Linked DNA regions of Homo sapiens: region 1 is linked to region 2. Evidence: chromatin contacts called from ENCODE Hi-C data. All regions are on one chromosome and are shown on one strand. Each heading gives the region's core, a stretch centred on a gene start or an enhancer-like site at or near the end of the contact. The rest is flanking DNA. Distances are from core to core; before and after follow the strand shown.

The links. A loop is a pair of places that touch in the nucleus more often than their neighbours do. Pooled maps may share reads with other maps.
Region 1: a pooled map shows a loop between it and region 2 (2.2-fold over the local background). The contact joins two enhancer-like sites. A Hi-C loop is called at or near these places in 2 of 37 single-sample maps with no recorded cell type and 3 of 50 pooled maps.

What each region holds. Positions count from the first base shown.
Region 1 is chr1:59,353,641-59,356,340 of GRCh38, reverse strand. The region is part of intron 4 of FGGY (FGGY carbohydrate kinase domain containing); the gene reads right to left. Among named protein-coding and RNA genes, the nearest start is that of FGGY, 58 kb to the right of the region's middle. Within about 2 kb of position 1,445, at least 10 of the 41 ENCODE cell types and tissues checked have a DNase peak (open chromatin) inside an H3K27ac peak, as active enhancers do.
Region 2 is chr1:58,804,965-58,807,664 of GRCh38, reverse strand. All of the region lies in intron 1 of JUN-DT (JUN divergent transcript), which reads right to left. Among named protein-coding and RNA genes, the nearest start is that of JUN-DT, 21 kb to the right of the region's middle. RefSeq lists a silencer at 2,474-2,700. Within about 2 kb of position 1,449, at least 7 of the 41 ENCODE cell types and tissues checked have a DNase peak (open chromatin) inside an H3K27ac peak, as active enhancers do.

The DNA.
Region 1 (2,700 bases), core at 196-2,695, 550 kb before region 2:
ACCCAGAGGTGTGAGAGAATACAGGCATGGAATCATGAGAGCCCTGGACCAAGAAATTCGCCATCTGGAATGCCTTTCCATTTCTCTAAGCGCTTGCTAGAGGAAAAGTAATGACAGATTCCTTGAACAAATTCCCACAGCCTAAGTCTCAAATTCAAGTGCTCAGAGGGGTAGGGCTGAAAAAGGAAATGAGTGTAGCAGGCTGGGTGAGGACTGCTGCAAAATGAAGAATGCCGACCCCTTCTAAAGAAGGCAGCCCCTATTCAGCTCCAGCCGTTCCCTTCTGCATGGAAGTGTGGACCCTGTATTGCCAAGTTCTTTCATTATTTATTCAGGAAAATAAATAATCTGAATTTTCAGATAAAATTTCTCAATTTTTAAATATTGGAAACTAATTTAAAATTGTTTATTTTTTTTTTCCAAGCACATGGTAGGTCAAACTAAACCTGATTGGGGACCAGATTCAGCCAGTGGTCTGCCAGCCTGTAGCCCTGGCAAGTGGGAAGAAATGAGTGCCCTTTAAAAGCAGGCAGTGAGAGGCAATAGTTAGATCCCAGGAGCTGGAGGCAGACTGGACTAGGTGAGAATCTGGGCTCTACAACCTACTATTGTGTAGCTTTGGGGATGCTACTTAAGTCCTCTGAGTCTTGGTTTCCTCATACTGCCACACAGATACAGTAAAACAGCATGCTGTTACACTGTGTCACTAAAGGGCAGAGATAAAATTCTGCCTGTGAAGTCCCTAGCATGTTGCTTTTTAGGAAAATAAGCCCAAAAAGAAAAAAAAAAAATCCCTTGCTCAATAATGAAGTGTTGTCAACCAGAAAGGTTAGCTATGACTACAAGCTTTGAATGGAAAATTACTAAGTAATAAAAGCATGAGCATTGTGCTAAAACAGTAGCAAACTCTTCCAACCATGAACAGTGTACCAGTATTAATGTTTTCTTGTGTGTATATGGCCAGTCTTTTTTTCCATACTGATAGTTTCTTTAAACAAATGTATTTATAAGACTGTTCATTAGTCTTCTAACTTTTCTTCCCTTTAACATTACAGTATGTAACAAACCTGCACGTTGTGCACATGTACCCTAAAACTTAAAGTATAATAATAAAAAAAAAACAGTATGAAGTTTGTTGTTGCTATACAAATATTTACTATCTACCTAGCACATATGCCAGAATGATTTTTTTAAGGTCATAAAACATACTGTGTCACACCCATGTTTAAAGCCCATCAACCATTTCCCACTGATCTTGGAATAAAACTCAAACTCCTGCCCCTGGCCTCAAGGCTGCATGCAGCAGCCTTTGCCCACTTCGCCAAACCCCCTCCTACGCCTCTGTGCCTTGCTCATACCCTCCTGGCCCAGCTGACCTCCTTTGCTGATCTCATGAGGTGCTTTCCTCCCCCACAGTGAATCTGTTGCTCCTCCTTCCTATCTCATCATTCAGGTCAAACAAAAACTCCCAAGAGAGGCCCACACTCGCTATGCCAAATCTGTTCATCTGTGTTTTTCCTTCGTAGCATTTTCCAGAAAACAAAATTACTTTGTGTGTGTCTATTTTCTGCCTCTCTACACTAGACTCTAAGTTCCCAGAAGCCTACCCCAGGGCCCTTATCCCACTCATTCACCTTGGCATCTCCAGCGCCCAGCAAAGTGCCTCTCACACAGGAGACACTCAGTATTTCTTAAATGAAACAATGAAGCTACTGACCATTGTTCACAGCCTCAGATCCTCCCGAAGCCATCACCCACAAATTTCTTCCCTAAACTAGTTTATGCAAAGCCTGCAAAGCAAACGCTGAAAGAGGCAGTAGAGCAAAATGGTGATAAGCCCGTACTCTGGATGTGAAATGCCAAAGTTCAAATCCCAGCCTTGCCACTTATTAGCTGAGTGACCTTGGGCAAGTTGCTTAAAGTCTCTGTGCCTGTTTCCTCATCTGTAAAAGACAATAATTAGGCTGGGCACAGTGGCTCACACCTGTAATCCCAGCACTCTGGGAGGCCGAGGTGGGTGGATCACTTGAACTCAGGAGTTTGAGACCAGCCTGGGCAACATGGTAAAACCTCATCTCTACAAAAAAATACACAAATTATCTGGGCATGGTGGTGTGTGCCTGTAGTCCCAGTTACTCAGGAGGCTGGGGTGGGAGAGCCGCTCAAGCCTGGGAGGCAAAGGTTCCAATGAGCCAAGACTGTGCTACTGTACTCCAACCTGGGTGACAGAGCAAGACCCTCTCAAAAAAAAGAAAAGAAAAGAAAAATACAATAATTATAGGGTAGCTGTGAGAAATAAATGAATTATCATGGGTAAAATGCTTAGAAAAGTACCAGATGTATTAACAAGCACTACATACGCTTTAGCTCTTATTTTCATCTATTTTCTTGTTCTGCTCTTACTGCTTGGTTGCTCTGTATCTTTATTCTTTAACTAGACTGTAATTTCTTGGTGGCAGAGACCACTTCTGGATTCCCACACTGAAAGTGCACAGGTTCCCATAAGGTAGCAGATGAGGGAACAGAGCTAATGGTGTGGCTCTTGACATGGGTTTGCTTACATAGTATGAGACCACGAGTAAGTTATTTAACTTTTTTGAGCTTCAGTTTCCTCATCTGGTAATATAAAAAGAGATAATATCTGTCCCACAGACTGCTGTAAAGATTAAATAAAATAACTCTTGTGAAGTAAAAACATTC
Region 2 (2,700 bases), core at 200-2,699:
GTCATGTCACTCCCCTCCCTACAGTCTTTCTATGGCTCTCCATAGCTTTCTGTGGTTTTCAGCATCCCATTCAATCTGATCCCTTGTGCACCTCTCCAGCCCCCTACATAGTGCAGAACCTATACAGGCCAGCCTGTCTTTCCTCCATTCCTTCTTCCTAGAACCATTCCCGCTTGGGCCTGGCCAGCTCCTACTCCCTCAACCTTTAGGCCTTGGAAGGGATAATACTTCCTGCAGAAAGCCCTCTCTGAACACCAGCCCCGAGGTTGTAACTCAGACCTGCTAATGCCCATCGCATCAGGGGTCTACTTCTACCACAGCTCCTACCATGCTCAACAATAAATGTCCATTTCTCTGTTCATTGAAGCAGTCTGTGAACTCCTTGAAGGCAGAGACTGTGCTTCCTCATTTCTATCTCCAGCACCCAGCATAGCAGGGGCTCAGTGAATATTTCTGGATCAAAAAATTAATGGATCAACCCCCTACTAACCACCTTCAAATAAGATTTGTCTTACAAACTCTACTTGAAACTTTTTTTGTTCATCTGTGTGTGCTCTTCCTTTCCCTAATCTGAAATTCCTGGAGGCCACTGTAGCTGGGTTAAATTGGGACCCCAAAAAAGATGTCAAAACCCTAAACCCCAAACCCCAACACTTATGAATGTGAACTTATTTAGAAATAGGGTCCTTGCAGATGTAATTAAGTTAAGGATCTCAAGATGAAAACATTTTGAATTTAGGGTAGACCCTAAATCCAATGATTGGTTTCCTTATTAGAGAAAGGTGAGGGAGATTTGAGACACAGAGACACACAGTAGGGAAGATCATGTGAAGACAGAGGCGCGGAACGGAGCTGTGCTTCCACAAGCCAAGCAACACCAGGAGTCGCCAGAAGCTGCAAAAGGCAGAGAGTGGATTCTTCCTTAGGGCCCTTGGAGGGAGCGTGGCCCTGCCAACATTTTGATTTCAAATGCTTTGCCCTCTAGAACTGTGAGCGAATACATTTCTGTGGCTTTAAGCTACAAAGCTTGTGGTCATTTGTTACAGCAGCCACAGGGCACCAATAGCAGCAGTAACTATGCCTCTCGCTGGCTTGATGCTCCACCCACCCCTGAATCTTCCACCTTGCTGTACGCATAGTAGGGCCTCCATAAAAGCCCTTGTGAGAGACTGATTAGGAAAGGCCTTGTCATGAGCCATCCTCTGTTTTCAGCTGGGTTGCCTATCCTAATGGTTAACCAAAGCCAAAGAAAGTTCATGAAGACAGCACAGTCAGGTGCATCAGTTAGCATGGCCGGTGACTAGCATCTATTGAGTGCTCACCCTGGGCTAGACATTCTACCCATGCTGTCTCACTTAGGCATCTTTCATTCAACACGTTATTGAGCACCTGTTTTCAAGTAGGTCTATTCTACAAAAGAGGAAACTGAAGCTCAGGGAGGTGGGGTAACATGCTTGAGATCTCACAGTAAACAAGTGGTGGTGTCAGGACTGGAACTTTGGACTCCGGATGTTATTTTTCACTTTTCTAAGCTACCACGGTTTACGACATGAACAGAATTAAGACAGAGAACATGAAGGGAAGGGAGAAAAAGGGTGGAGAAGAGTGATTCAGTGCTGGCAGACATTGTGCTTTTGTTTTCATAGTCTGGGAGCAATTAGGTAGCACACCTGTGACTTTCAATTTGTTGTGGTGGGGCTAAATTTAAACCTTGAGTCATCTTTATCCGTAATCGATATGTATCTATATGAGCAAAATTAATCATATTGTAAAGCTGCCATGGGAATTCTAGACAACATCACAACTATGGTACAAACCACAAGCATGAAAGCCAGGCACGCCATTGCTGCAGACGAAACAGCGTTGGTCCCAAAGGTATGTGTGTGAAGGGCCCCTGAGCAGCCACCTAATTCTCCTCATCACCCTGGTCTGGTTAAGATAAAAGTTGATCAGTGACCCATTCAGGCCCCAAATCACCTGGAGCGTCAGTGCAGGCTCTTCCGTGCCATTTCATAAAGGGGACACACACATTCACAAAATCCAGCAAATATTTATTGAGCACTTACTGTGCTCCAGGTTCTGGGGACACAGCAGAAAACAAAACCAAGTCTGCTCTTATAGAGGTCACGTGCTGCTCAGGGGAGAGAGAAAATAAATAAGTAAATGAATAAGTGTCTAATATGCCACTGATAAGAGAAAAGAGGAAAACTAAAACGGAGGACTGGGAGTGCTTGGGTTTTTTTTTTTAATATTAAGTCATCAGGGAAGGCCTTTCTGATATGGTGCCATGTGGGCAGAGGCCTAAGGAAGTGAGAGGATGAAGCCTACAGATATCTGGAGGAAGAGAGAACTATATATGTGTGTGTGTGTATGTGTGTGTGTATATATGTGTGTGTATGTGTGTGTTTTTGTGTGTGTGTGTGTGTGTGTGTATATATATATATACACACAGACAGATGTATATATTTATAAAAGACCCAAAGCAAGAATGTGCTTGAATGTTCCAGTAACAGCCAGAAGGCCTTTGAGGCTGGAGCAGACTGAGCTAAGAGGGAGGTCAGGGAGTGCCAGAAGACAGGTCACACAGAGCCTTGCAGGCCATGGTGATGAGAAGCCACCGGAGGGAGTGGCACAGAGGAGCAGCAAGGTCTGGTTCAGGTTACAGAAGGACTGCCCTGCATGGAGAATGAAACAACAGGG